2 separate regions of the Homo sapiens genome follow, and region 2 is linked to region 1. Evidence: chromatin contacts called from ENCODE Hi-C or POLR2A ChIA-PET data. All regions are on one chromosome and are shown on one strand. Each heading gives the region's core, a stretch centred on a gene start or an enhancer-like site at or near the end of the contact. The rest is flanking DNA. Distances are from core to core; before and after follow the strand shown. Region 1 holds the start of TASOR2 (transcription activation suppressor family member 2). Region 2 overlaps LOC105376360 (a long non-coding RNA gene).

Region 1 (6,385 bases), core at 1,845-4,344:
AAAGTATTGGCAGGGATGTAGACGAACTAGAATTATCTTTGTGGAACTGTATAACTTAGTAAAACCAGCTTGCAAAAAGTTTGAAATGATCTGCTAAAGTTGAACATATGCCCTTGTTATTGCCACAATAATGCCCTATAATAAATCACCCCAAACTCGGTTAGCTTTTGATAACAGCATTAACTTTCAGAATCCTTGATCTTCAGGATGTCTAAGGCTCTGTTAATCCAAAGTGTGTTGGACTGTGGGTTGGTGTCACATCTGTTCCACATAGGTTTGTTCTGGAGACTCAGGCTGAAGAGACAACAGCTACGCGAGATATTTTCTCCACATATGAATCACCTGAGCACAGGAGCCAACTCAAACAGCACGAGCACACTGAAGAATCCTGCTGTGTCATGTCTGCTGATATTCTATCAGCCAAAAGACCTCTCTTAGACCAAGCCCAACGTCAATGAAGTAGAGAAGGAAACTTGGCCAACCGTGGGGAATAAGGGCATAAATATTTGCAGAAACAAAAATCTAAATTATCATGTCTAGCATTCCAAAATCCCAATCCTAGGTTTTCATCCAACAGAAATGAGTGCCCATGTACACCAAGAGATGTAAATGAGAATGATCACAAAAGTATTATTTATAATAGCCAAGAACTGGACACAGCCCAAATGTCCATCAATAATACAATGGGTAAAGCAAATGTGTTACATTCACGCCTACATATACAGCAATGAAAACGAAAGAACAAGTACACCCAAAAACACAGTGAGTCTCACAAGCAGGCACAAAATTATTCACTTTATATACAGTTCAAACCACAAGCAAACTAAATGATAAAGTTTCAGGGTGCATATTTAGTTGGCAAACTTACTTTTAAAAGCAAAGAAGAGAGTACCATGGAAGTCAGAATAGTGCTTAGGCTAGGGAAGAGGGATGGGGTACTGGCAATGTTCTATTTCTTGATGGGGGTGTTGGTTTCATGAATATTTGCCTTGTGATAAATCATGGAGTTGTACATTCCGGTTTTGTGCACTATTAAAATGTTGTTGTACTTCACTCTCTACTTCCACAGTCAGCCTTCTTCTGTTCTTGAATAGGTTTCATTTCACTTCTCAAGTCCTTTGCACTTGCTTTCCCTTCTGCCTGGAAAGCTCTTCCTCCACGTATTCCAAGCTTTGGTTCTATCAGTTTTGATCTTTAGGGTTTGACCTCAGATGTGCCCATTTCAGTAAGATCTTGTAGCTCCACTACTTCTGCCCTTGGCCTCCAGCCCCCAGTCCCATCCACTAGCATTTCCAGTGAGTTTTCACAGCATGTATTGTTATCTGAGATTCTATTTTCTTGTCGTGGTGATTTACCTGTGTTTGTCACTCACCTCTGGAATAAATTCCATTATAGGCAGGGTCCTTATCTAGCTTGTTCATGATTGTAAAACCAGTGTCTATTACAGCACCTGGTTACAGTAAACAGTAAACACAATGACTGAATCTCTTGGTATTACCAGCACAGTGCTTGACTCATGATACATGTTCATTAGCACTTAATCTCTCTCATTGGTACAGTCATATGTCACTTAATGTTTCAGTTAACAACAGACCACATATCCAACAGTGATCTTATATGATTATAATAGAGCTGAAGAGTTCTATTGCCTAGTGATGTCGTAGCCATCTTAATTTCGTACAGCAACACATTACTCATATGTTTGTGGTGATGCTGGTGTAAATGAATCTACTGCACTGCCAGTCATATAAAAGTACAGCACACATGGCCAGGCGCAGTGGCTCCACCGTAATCCCAGCCCCCCAGTGGGACAAAATGGAGGTGAAGACAATGATGTTGATGATCCTGACCCTGTGTAGGCCCAGGTTAATGTGTGTTTGTGTCTTAGTTTTTAACAAAAAAGTTTAAAAAGTAAATTAAAAAAATTTTTAAATAGAAAAAAACTTACAGATTAAGGATATAAAGAAAATATTTGTGTACAATGTGTTTGTTTTAAGCTAAGTGTTATTACAAAAGAGTCTTAAAAAGTTTTTTAAAAGTTTTAAAAAGTTAAAAAGTTACAGTAAGCTAAGGTTAATTATGAAAAAATTTAAAAAAATAAATTCAGTGTAGCTTAGGTGTACAGTGTTTATAAAGTCTACAAGAGTGTACAGTAATGTCCCAGACCTTCACATTCTCATTGCTCACTCACAGACTCACCCAGAGCAACTCCCAGTACTGCAAGGTCCATTCGTGAGAATGCCTTACACAGGTGTACCATTATTTTTCATACTGTATTTTTATTGTACCTTTTCTATGTCTAGATATGCTTATACAAATACTTACCATTGTGTTATAATTGTCCACAGTATTCAGTACAATAACATATAGCATGGGTTTGTAGCCAGGAGTAATGGGCTATGGCTTATGGTGTAAGTATGTAGTAGGTTATGCTTCTAGGTTTCTGTGATGTTCACTCAAGGACCAAATTGCCTAATGAGGCATCTCTCTCATAAGGTGTCCCTACAGTTAAATGATGTTTGCATGACTATTTATCATGGGCAAGGGTAAACCTGAATTTATTGATGGTCACCTTAGCTCTCTGTGCATGTGTTATAAATTTCTAGAGATGCTTTCCTAGGGGGTAACAGCCACACCTACTATATGGATTAAAACAAGGGCAAAATTTCCAAAATGTCGCATTCGGGCCAGACAAATAAACTGTTCTTGCAGCAGCACCTGGGGAATGAAACGCTGAGAAGGGAGAAGGCGCCCGAAGGCGACCACGTGGGCCACAGCCACAGCACTGTAGGTCAGCCGAGAGAGCGTCTCCCGCCTCTTCCCAAGGGCATCTTCCGCCTCCTGTCAAGGGTCGGCAACGCGAGACACCACGCGCTCGTTGGGATCGGCCGCCTAATCAGGAGCGAGCTGTGGCCTTACGCCTGCGCAGAGGGGAGACGCGAGCGCCGCGTGGACGCTGACCTCGGTCCGCGCCTGCGCCTTGGTTTCTTCCCGGCGATTGGTTCCCATCTCTGAGGGAGACGCCTCACTTCAGTTTTCACTTTCTTTTTTTGCCCCCCCCTCCCCTTTTCTTTTCCTTTGGCCGCGAGGTTTTGCTTCCGGTTGCTAGCGCCGGTCAGAGAGAAAGTCGGCATGTTCTCGCAGGCTGCCGGGCGTCCCGGGGTTGCCTCTTGCCCGTGACCCTGACGGGAGACAGAGCGCGGGCGGCCGCGGCGTCCCTGTCAGCGCCCGCGGCGAGGACCCCGGGGCTGGGGCGGACGGCGTGCCCCTGAGGGGGGTCCCCGCGGGAGCGCGGAGCCGGCGACTGGTGCTTCCCACGTGCGCCGGTGTCGCGAGGGCCCGGGAGGACGCAGAGCACGGCCGGGAGAAGCATGGGAAGGAGGCCGAGCCGGGATCTCAGGTCCTCGGGGGCGGCGGCCACGCCAAGGACGGGTAAGTCCCTCCTCGGCCTGGGCGCCCGGGAACCCTGCGAGGAGGACGGCGGGTCCCCGAGGCCGAGCGCTCGGGCAGCTGCCGGGGCTTGGCTGCGAGGGTCGACGCGTTCTCCTTGCCTTTTGCCGCGCTCCGGGTGAGGGGGTGGGAGGGGTCGGCGCCTTCTAGATGACTCAACCTTCTGTCCTGCGCTACAACCTGTGGCCGCGCTCGGTGTCGCCGGCAGGGAGATCCTAACCGTGTCATCTTGCCCCTTTCTGAGGCGTTTCGTTTGCGTCGCCTGTCAGGGGACAGCTGCGTCCTCAGGGATATGCTGATAAGTTCTTGGCTGAAGTTTCCGTCTTCGGGTTTGCACCGGCTGGGAAATCATTTCCTGCGGGTTCTGCGTGAAGCCTGCTGCTACTCGAGACTTCATGGCAATGCGCCACCTTTTCTTTTTAGGGTAAAACAGGTCTCTCCGAAGGGAGGGTCATTTCAGCAGCAAGCGCAAGCCGCGTTGGGATAACTTGGTGCGAGCAACACAGAAGTTTGTCTGAAGGCGGCGCCAAGCAGCGTTTCGTGGGAGAACTGGGTTGATGACTGAAATTTTGAGGAAGATTACTTTGGGAATTCTCAAGTTTCTCTTAGTCGCTTCTTGTCTATTTGAAATCTGTAACTTTAAACAAACCACGCTTACTCTTCCTTATTCTCCCTGTAAGGTACAATTAGAATAGAAAAGTTTATGAAAGTGTATCCAAAACTTAAATATGTGGCGTACAAGTGTATGGTATTATTGGAATGGCATTCGCGATCCTAGAGTCTACAGTGTTCCCTGAATAAAACTAGGGGTGAGCCTGGCGGTAATCCTGCCTAGGAGGTTTATAGCAAAGCAGTGTCCCCTAACGGTGCAAGAATACCCTTCTGTCGAAAAACTGCCTTATAGGAATGGGTGACTGTATGCGGTATGTCCTGTACTGTACATCAATAAATAACTAAGCCAGGCCAGAAAAAGGGTGACAAAAGGTCCACAATTATGTTAAGGAAGACCAAGACGGTATATTTGAAGTTTTGTGTATACAGAACATTTGCCCAAATGTAACTAATTTTTTTAAAGGGAGATTATAAGCATCTCCTGTGGTCCAAACATAGTTGTTAAAATGGGTTAAAATCGGTGAAGTGCCTAAGAACTTGACTGAGACATGGTGTTTGTTAAATACAGTATACTATCTATTCAGTAAAAATAGATCAATATGGCATGTATTTATCAAGTGAATTTCATTTTTCTGTTGGTAGACATTCAAGTTATTTTCAAGATATCCCTATAACTGACAATACTGCAGTGATTATCTCTTGCTGTTATAAACAGTGCTTCAGGTGGTCATGATAGTATTTCTGTAGAATTGACTCCTTATGAGAGTGCTGGATAACCATGTTGCTAAATTGCCCTGAAATGATTGTACCTTTTTATGTTCACTCGCTCAAAAGATGTGTTTTTATCTCCATGCTAGCCAGCACTGGATGATAATGGTATTTTTAAAATATCTTAGCCACCTAGTAATTGAAAGTAACATTCTGTTTTAATTTTTATCTTCCTTGGTGAATACAAAAGTTAAATCTTTTTAGGCAGGTCATATCATTTGCTGATGTTTTTATTGAGTCTGAGCTCTCTTTTCTTTCGCCCATGTAACTATTACTGTAGCATTTTAATTATCATAGTTTTATAATATATTTTGGTACTTTCTTTTGAAAAAGAGCTTTGGGTTTTTCTTTTGCATTTTTTCTTCCAGAAGAAATTAAAACTATCTTTTTAAGTCCTATAGAAAATCTTGGGATATTGTTTGTGATGGTGTTGAATATATAATCTGAGAAGAGACATTTATTTGAGTTTTTCCTTCTAAGAGAATATGTACATCTCCCTTTTCTTTAAAAATTTTTTATTGTGAAATATGTCATTAATATGTACTGACAAAGCGTATCTGTGTAATAAATATGCTTTTTGTCAGTACATGTTAATGGTATATTTCATAACAAAAATTAATAAAAGCTTTAGAAACTTTAGTTAGTTTGGAAACCTTTTGTGTGTTTCTACCCCAGGAGGAATGCGTTCCCTGCCCCCCGTTACCCTGGCCATTATTAATTTTGTGTTAATTATTCCCTTGCCTTTTTAAACAGTTTTATCACCTATATAGATATCCTTAACTAGCATTGTTTACTCTTACCTGTTTTTGAACTTTATTTAAATAAAGTCATTCTGTATTCTATGAGTTACTTTTGTTAAACATTGTTTCTGAGATTCACTCATGTTAAAGCACGTGCCTATAGTTTAGCAATTTAGAAACTTTATTCCCAGGACCCCTCTACACTTTTTAAGAACCATTGAGGGGGCCAGGTACGGTGGCCCACGCCTGTAATCCCAGCACTTTGGGAGGCCAAGGCAGGTGGATCACTTGAGGTCAGGAGTTAGGGACCAGCCTGGCCAACATGGTGAAACACCATCTCTACTAAAAATACAAAAATTAGCCAGGTGTGGTGGCAGGTGCAGGTAGTCCCAGCTACTCGGGAGGCCGAGACAAGAGAATCACTTGAACCTGGGAGACAGGTTGCAGTGAGCCAAGGTTGTGTCACTCTACGGCAGCCTGGGTGACAGAGTGAGACTCCGTCTCAAAAGACTGCTGAAGATCCCAAAGATCTTTTGTTTATTGGATTATATCAATTGATAATTACCGTATTAGATATTAAAACTGATAAATTTGAAATGTATGTTTATTTATTGGTACCTTTAAATATAATAACCCATTACATCTTAACATATTTTATCTCCCCAAAATTAGTGACAAGAATGGGATTTTTGTACATTTTTGCAAATACGCTGAAGGTCTCCTTTAATGACTAGAGTCTCATCTGCTTTTGTATTCATTGTGTTGCCATGTATTATTTTGGTTGAAGTGCATGAAGAAAATCCAGCGTCATTCAG
Region 2 (6,385 bases), core at 2,056-4,555, 2.1 Mb before region 1:
GTGAACAGAGAAAATACCATATTCTGCAAGTGAGATTTTTTGTCTCCATTCTGTGGTTATTCTTTATCCAACAAAATGAAGTTTTAGAATTTAAGTTAATGAACATTTATTGTGGACCTAGCTTACAGAGTAAAGGGACAGATGAGTAAAAGAGTCTTTGCCCTCAAGAGTTATGAAACCTGAATCACAAGAGAAGTATAAAAAGGGACTACCAGAGAGTTCAGATGAAATGAGGTGCATAATGAATGTGCCTTCAGTGGGGCACAGATGGAGTTATGTGGGAGGGCATGGGGAAACTCTTAATGCAGGAGTTGGCCTTCAGATGATCCTTCAAGTGGGATGGTCATTAGAAGGAGAAGAGATCCCCAAGGATGAGCAATGCCAGTATCTGAGGCCAGATGGCCCGGAAAGGCTGGTGCTAGGGGGAGCAGCAGTCACTCTGTTTGTCAGAGCCCAGGAGCTCTTGTACAGAGGCAATGGCTGCACCAGCTGGTGGAACTACATTGCAGGAAACCTCCAAAGCCACACAGGGTTCATCTGCTTTTCAAAAGGCAAAAAAGGACTGGTGGGAAGTTTCTGAGCCAGAAGGAGACAATATCAGTTATATCTAAACCAAAATATTTTTAACTTGGTGCAAGGTTTCTAGATAAATCAGGGAACTGGATAATGAGTCAGAAAGAGTGCCAGGAGGATGTCAGCATCGCAGAGGTGCTCCCTGCTAACATCACATCCTGCACTCAATTTTTTTTTTCTTTAAATCACTGCTCGGGTTGTGTGGCATGTAATGAGAATGGTAAAATGCTTTGTTCTTATTACTGTAATTTCAATAACAAATATGGAAAGAAACAACGAAATGGCCTACACAATAAAAATAATTGTTAACCCATTTTACTAGCTCTGTGGCTAAATTATATTTTTATAAATTACAGTTCCAGTGGAGGCAAATGTGCTCGCAAGTTCCTTGTTAACAAGGTCACCAGTATAATTTGAATATTTTCCACAGCTGTTGCTCTCACACCTAAAGAGGGAAACAGCTCCAGCTATGTAGGGCAAGTGAACGAGAATGCTAATGAGTCTAACAGATTGGTTCAAAATAGAAGCATAAACCTTCAATTCATGAGGACACAACCGTTACGAAACCAAAGCCGAGGAGCTGGTCTGTGTTGAGGAATTCAACACTGCAACATCGTTCGAATATTTGACATAGTTCTTGACCCAGGCTTGGCAAAATTTGTCCACTATAAATAGAGGAAGGAGGGAAAAGTTTATGAGAGACCATATAATTCCATAAACATGAATTTCACTCTTAGAAGAATCCATAAAGAATACTTTGAAAACATGCTTTGTGAACGCTCTTTCACTGAATTACTGTGTAAAGCGTTTTGGCAGCAGTATCATGTTCTATACAGCAGAGCTAAAATTGCAAATTCACAATGATACAAGTGATATTAGGTAATTAAGACAATAAAGATTTATTTGATGATAAGAATCAATGGCTTGATTTACCAAATCAATTGGTTTACTATTTTGTTTGTTTAAGTGGAGATGAAGTAAACTTCCATCACAGTCCTTAATGATAAATCTTTATTGTTGCTGCTCTTTTCCATTCTATCTGCGTTGAGAAACTAGTTTTTGGAACTCGCTGTAAGAGCTGTAGAATGGGAACAGGCTGAACCACTGAGTAAGAGGGAAACAGGTTTTGCACAAGACGACGTGCAAGTGGAGGATCTGACGTGGTTTGAAAAGCCGTGGGGCTTTGACTAACACACTGAGGCATGGAGGAAATGCCACCAAATTCCTACCAAAGCACACTCTGAACATCGACATTATACTAAAGCGAATAATAAATAAGGGGCAAGAACTTGCAGGCACTGCCCATTTGCATTAAAGTCTGACAAATTCCTGCTCCCAAAGAATTCCTCAGGAAATGCATTGAGATGATGATTCTCAGATCAATTCCCTAGCATTCAGGGGAAAAGTTTTTTAAAATCACAAAATTAAAAAACAATGTCTTTCAATACTCCAGGCACTGATTTGAGATGTTACACTTTTTGAAGCCAGACTCGGTACTTTTTGGTATATTGGGCTCAGAGTCTCACTGGTACTAAGCTTATTTGATGCTTTGGTGTGTTGGGCACAGAGCTTTCCCTGGTATGTAGCTTATTTGTAAGTTTCTATAAATTGTTGCAAGTCAGCTGTAGGAAAAGCAGGCATCTTGAGAAGTCCTGGTAATTATTCCAGAGCACTAGGCTTACATTAAAAAATAAAAAAAAAACTTAGCCCAGAGTGTTGTGAAAAAGACCAATGGAGATTATCATTTAGCTACCTAAGAAGAGTGTAAAGAAAACAAATTATTATCCTAAAATACTAGTGATGATTTACCTAATTAATCTTTGACAGCTTGAAATGTGTCCTCAGCAAACGGTAATGTGGTAGTGTGTGCTCAAGGAACACTAGATTAATGAAGCACAGATATAAAAATTGCATCTGTTAGATTATGTAATTCTCTCTGAGTAATTTTAATTACTGGGTATTTCAGGACCTTCCAAATCTTCTTAGAACAAAAATGTCTTATTTTATTTTTAAGAAAACTTACTTTGAGTTTTCCATCACGCTAAATATTTTACTCATCGAGACCTTTTTTAAATTATAAGACTTTTTTTTTCTTTCTTTGATTTTGGCAGCATGGGAGAAGGAAGGTAAATGAACATAGAGAAGTTATCTAACAATTTGTTTTCATTTAACATTCAACAAGGGAGAGATTTGTTTCCTCTCCAGATTTTAAGAGATTTAAATAAGGTCGTTTATGTTCAGCTCAGTTAAGCTACTGATGATCATTCTGTTCTCTTGGCAGTAAAGTGTCCTCAGCCTATTATTTCTTTAGAACAATAAAATAGCCCGGGCTGCCCAAGCCATCATCCTACAATGGGTAGAACCATGCATAGATTATTAGCTTGCAACCACACTTCTGCCTCTATTGGATCATGGCAAGGGGGCCTGACAGCATAGACCTGCTTCTTGATAGAACAAAAAAAGAAGGCTAGCCCGTTCACGACAAGATCATTTACTAAGAAAATATTCAATACTCAACAATTGCAAGTCTTGGGACATTTAGAAAATAAAATAGACTTACACTCCTTGAAGTCATCCCAGGAGAATTCTTCCGGTGAAGACTAAGGTGATCATTCAGCCCCTCGCTCGTTGGGGAGAGAGAGTTAAGTCACAACTGAGATGAGAACATTGGTCCATGGCATTGTGAAATGGATATGCGCGTTAGTATAAAGGGCATCACTTAGTTCATTTCCATCTGGCCAGTGTTTATTCTGTGCTTTTTGTATAAGGCGAGAGTGCAAAGAGGTATGACCAGTCCTCTAGGAATCCCTAGCCAGTAAAAAACTTTTGTCAAAACAGAGGAGAATTCCTCTTCTAGCAATGTCCATCTAGCTGGCTTCTGACTCACCTTCCAACTCAAAACAATGAGACATACTATGTGTTAAATGTATCAATATATACACACACACAATTAAAATCTGTTTGAAACTATAGGGCTCCCAAAGTAGAAACCTCAGATTTCACAATTAAGAAAACTGAACACCAGTTAAAATTTCAGTTTCAGATAAGCAATAGGTAATTTTTAGTTCATGTATGTTCCAAATATAGCATGGGACACGTGTCAAAAGTTATTAATTGTCTCTCTGACGTTTCAGTGTAACTTAGTGTCACACATTTGCCTACAGCAAAGCAGGGAGAACCTGAGGGGCTACCATTCAGGACATCCTGACAGACGGGGCTTGTTTTCCCTGTGAGGCACCTGTTGATTCTAAGCACGGCAGCTTAGAAGCAGAGAGGACAAGTGAGATTGCAGAACACCTGTGGAATTCAAGGGACACAATTTGACTGTGCCGGCCCACCAATGAATAAGGCCTTTATTCAACACTCCTTTGGCTAAGGTGTAGGAATAAGGAGTGCTGTGAGTTTCATTGCATCCTCAAAAGGTGGTTTAAGTCCTAATCCCTGTGGCCTGTGAATGTGACCTTCTTTGGTGATAGCGTCTTTGCAGACGATCAAGTTAAGATCATTAGAATGGGCCCTTCTCCAATACGATGGTGTCTTTATAAAATGGGCAGATTTGGACACAGACAAGCACATGAGGAGAGCACCATATGAAGATGAAGCCGGGGATGCTGTGATGCTTCCACACATCAAAGACCGTCAGCACAACCCCGGAAGCTAGGAGAATGCCTGGAGTAGATTCTTCCTCACACCTTCATGAGAAACCAGTCCTGTCGATGAGAGAGAATATATTTCTGCTGTTCTAAGCCACCAGTTTTGGTAACTTTGTCATGGCAGCCTTGGGAAACTAAAACAAGGGTCAAGTGGAGGCAGCACTGCCCTTGGAGGGTTGAGGCCCAGCTCACTCCATTGCTGCAAATCCTGTCTAAATCATCTCCCTTTGCTAAGTGCTCCCAAACACCCAGCTTGTCAGAAACCAAAAATAAGCCATCCTAGGAGGAGTACAGTAACATTCAAGGCCTCAGGATATTTCCACATACGCCATGTTCAGCACCATATCAAAACAACCAGGCGTAGAATAAAACAAAACGGAAACTACAGCAGCAAAAGAAAAAAAGAAGTTATGAAAAGATGCTCAAAACAATGAATCCTCAGGAAAATAAACACACTGAAATCATAACATTGTCCTTTCACATCCTTACCAAAATGTCTTTAATTTAAAATGCTGATGATGCCAGGTGTTGGCTAGAGCTCTGCCTCTCAGAGTGTAAACTGGGGCGAGTATGCTGGAAAAGTATTTAGTGTTATCTACTAAGTTTTAACATACTCACTTCCTGTGCCCCAGTAACTGTATGCCTTGGCTTATCCTTCACACAAATGTGCACATATATGCAGCAAAAAACACAAACACAGATATCCATAGCAACATCGTTCATAATAGCTCCCAAATGGAAACAACTCAAATGTCCATCAAGAGTAGACAAATAGAATTCCATACACCAATGAAAAGGAACACGCTCAAGATGCATACAGCAACATGAGTGTAGCTTTCAAGCATGGCATTCAGTAAAAGAGCCAGAAAGAAAGCTCTATGTATTGGGTGATTCTATTTACATAAAGTTTGAGATGATAAAAACTAACTAGGGCATTAGAGTCCTGGAACAGAGCTCATCTTTTGGAAGCAAGGTGGACAGAATACCAAGAAAGGAGTACTTCTCTTGCATGGGTGGGTTCTATTTCTTGATCATAAAGGTAGCTATACCATTGTGTTTACTTGGTGATAGTTTGTCAAGCTATACGCTTATGACTTGAGTAATTTTTGTATCTGTTTTTATGGTTACAATTTTAAAAATTATCTATTTTTCATTTTTGGCTTCCATAGGTTTTGGAGGAACAGGTGATACTTGATTACACGAGTAAGTTTGTTGGTGGTGATTTGTGAGATTTTGGTGCACCCATCTCTCAAGCAGTATACATTGCACCCAATTTGTAGTCTTTTATCCCTCACCCCCTTCCCACCCTTTCCCTTGAGTCCCCAAAGTCCATTGTGTCTCTTTTTTTTTTTTTTTTTTTTTGAGATGGAGTCTCGCTCTGTTGCCAGTCTGGAGTGCAGTGGCACAATCTACCTCCTGGGTTCAAGTGATTCTCCTGCCTCAGCTTCCCAAGCAGCTGGGACTATAGGTATGTGCCATCATGCCCAGCTAATTTTTTGTATTTTTAGTAGAGACAGGGTTTCGCCATATTGCCCAGGATGGTCTTGATCTCTTTACCTCACGATCTGCCTGCTTTGGCCTCCCAAAGTGCTGGGATTACAGGCATGAGCCACCATGCCCAGCCCATTGTGTCATTTTTATGCCTTTGCATCCTCATAGCTTAGGTCCCACTCATGAGCGTTTCATCCAAAAACACCTTCCAATCAGCCTCCGACTGATTGGATGAGACAAATGTATACATTAGGGAATGCAATCTATTGCACTCAGAGTCCACTGATTTAAGTATTAATCTCATCCAAAAACACCCTCCAAGTTGATACATAAAATTAACCATTGCAACAAACAATGGATTAAAAAATAATGTTGTGGGATGGTGGGCATTGTGAAGCACTGAGTTTTGTGGAATTTGAGATGTACTTCAGCAATAGTACTTCCAAACTGGGTAAATCACAGGGATACCAAGCTTTAGGGCAGCAAGTCAAAATTTACTGGGCTGTTTTACCAAAAGCTAACACCTTTCTAGAGGTGACAAATATTATCAGATTCTTGTTTACCATTTCAGAGCTATTTTATCCATAGACAAGAAGACAATTATTTTCTCCTCTCTTGCACAATGATGGTATACTATATTTGCTATTTTGCATAATGCTTCTTTCTTA

What was found. Hi-C counts contacts between places; a loop is a spot of excess contacts on that map. ChIA-PET counts read pairs that join two places held with the same protein, here RNA polymerase II (POLR2A). Pooled maps may share reads with other maps.
Region 2: a pooled map shows a loop between it and region 1 (5-fold over the local background). The contact joins the enhancer-like site here to the promoter of TASOR2 in region 1. A Hi-C loop is called at or near these places in 1 of 50 pooled maps. POLR2A ChIA-PET finds 5 or more read pairs at or near these places in 2 of 52 experiments (H1 and OCI-LY7).

What each region holds. Positions count from the first base shown.
Region 1 is chr10:5,681,744-5,688,128 of GRCh38, forward strand. It overlaps TASOR2 (transcription activation suppressor family member 2), which reads left to right and starts at 3,095. Exons shown (of 22, transcript NM_001321783.2): 1 at 3,095-3,432. RefSeq lists enhancers at 2,649-2,888, 3,029-3,138, 3,759-3,938 and silencers at 3,189-3,448, 3,489-3,538.
Region 2 is chr10:3,622,831-3,629,215 of GRCh38, forward strand. The region is part of intron 1 of LOC105376360 (a long non-coding RNA gene); the gene reads left to right. Among named protein-coding and RNA genes, the nearest start is that of LINC02669, 120 kb to the left of the region's middle. Within about 2 kb of position 3,306, at least 2 of the 41 ENCODE cell types and tissues checked have a DNase peak (open chromatin) inside an H3K27ac peak, as active enhancers do; they include OCI-LY7, where a contact is called at or near this core.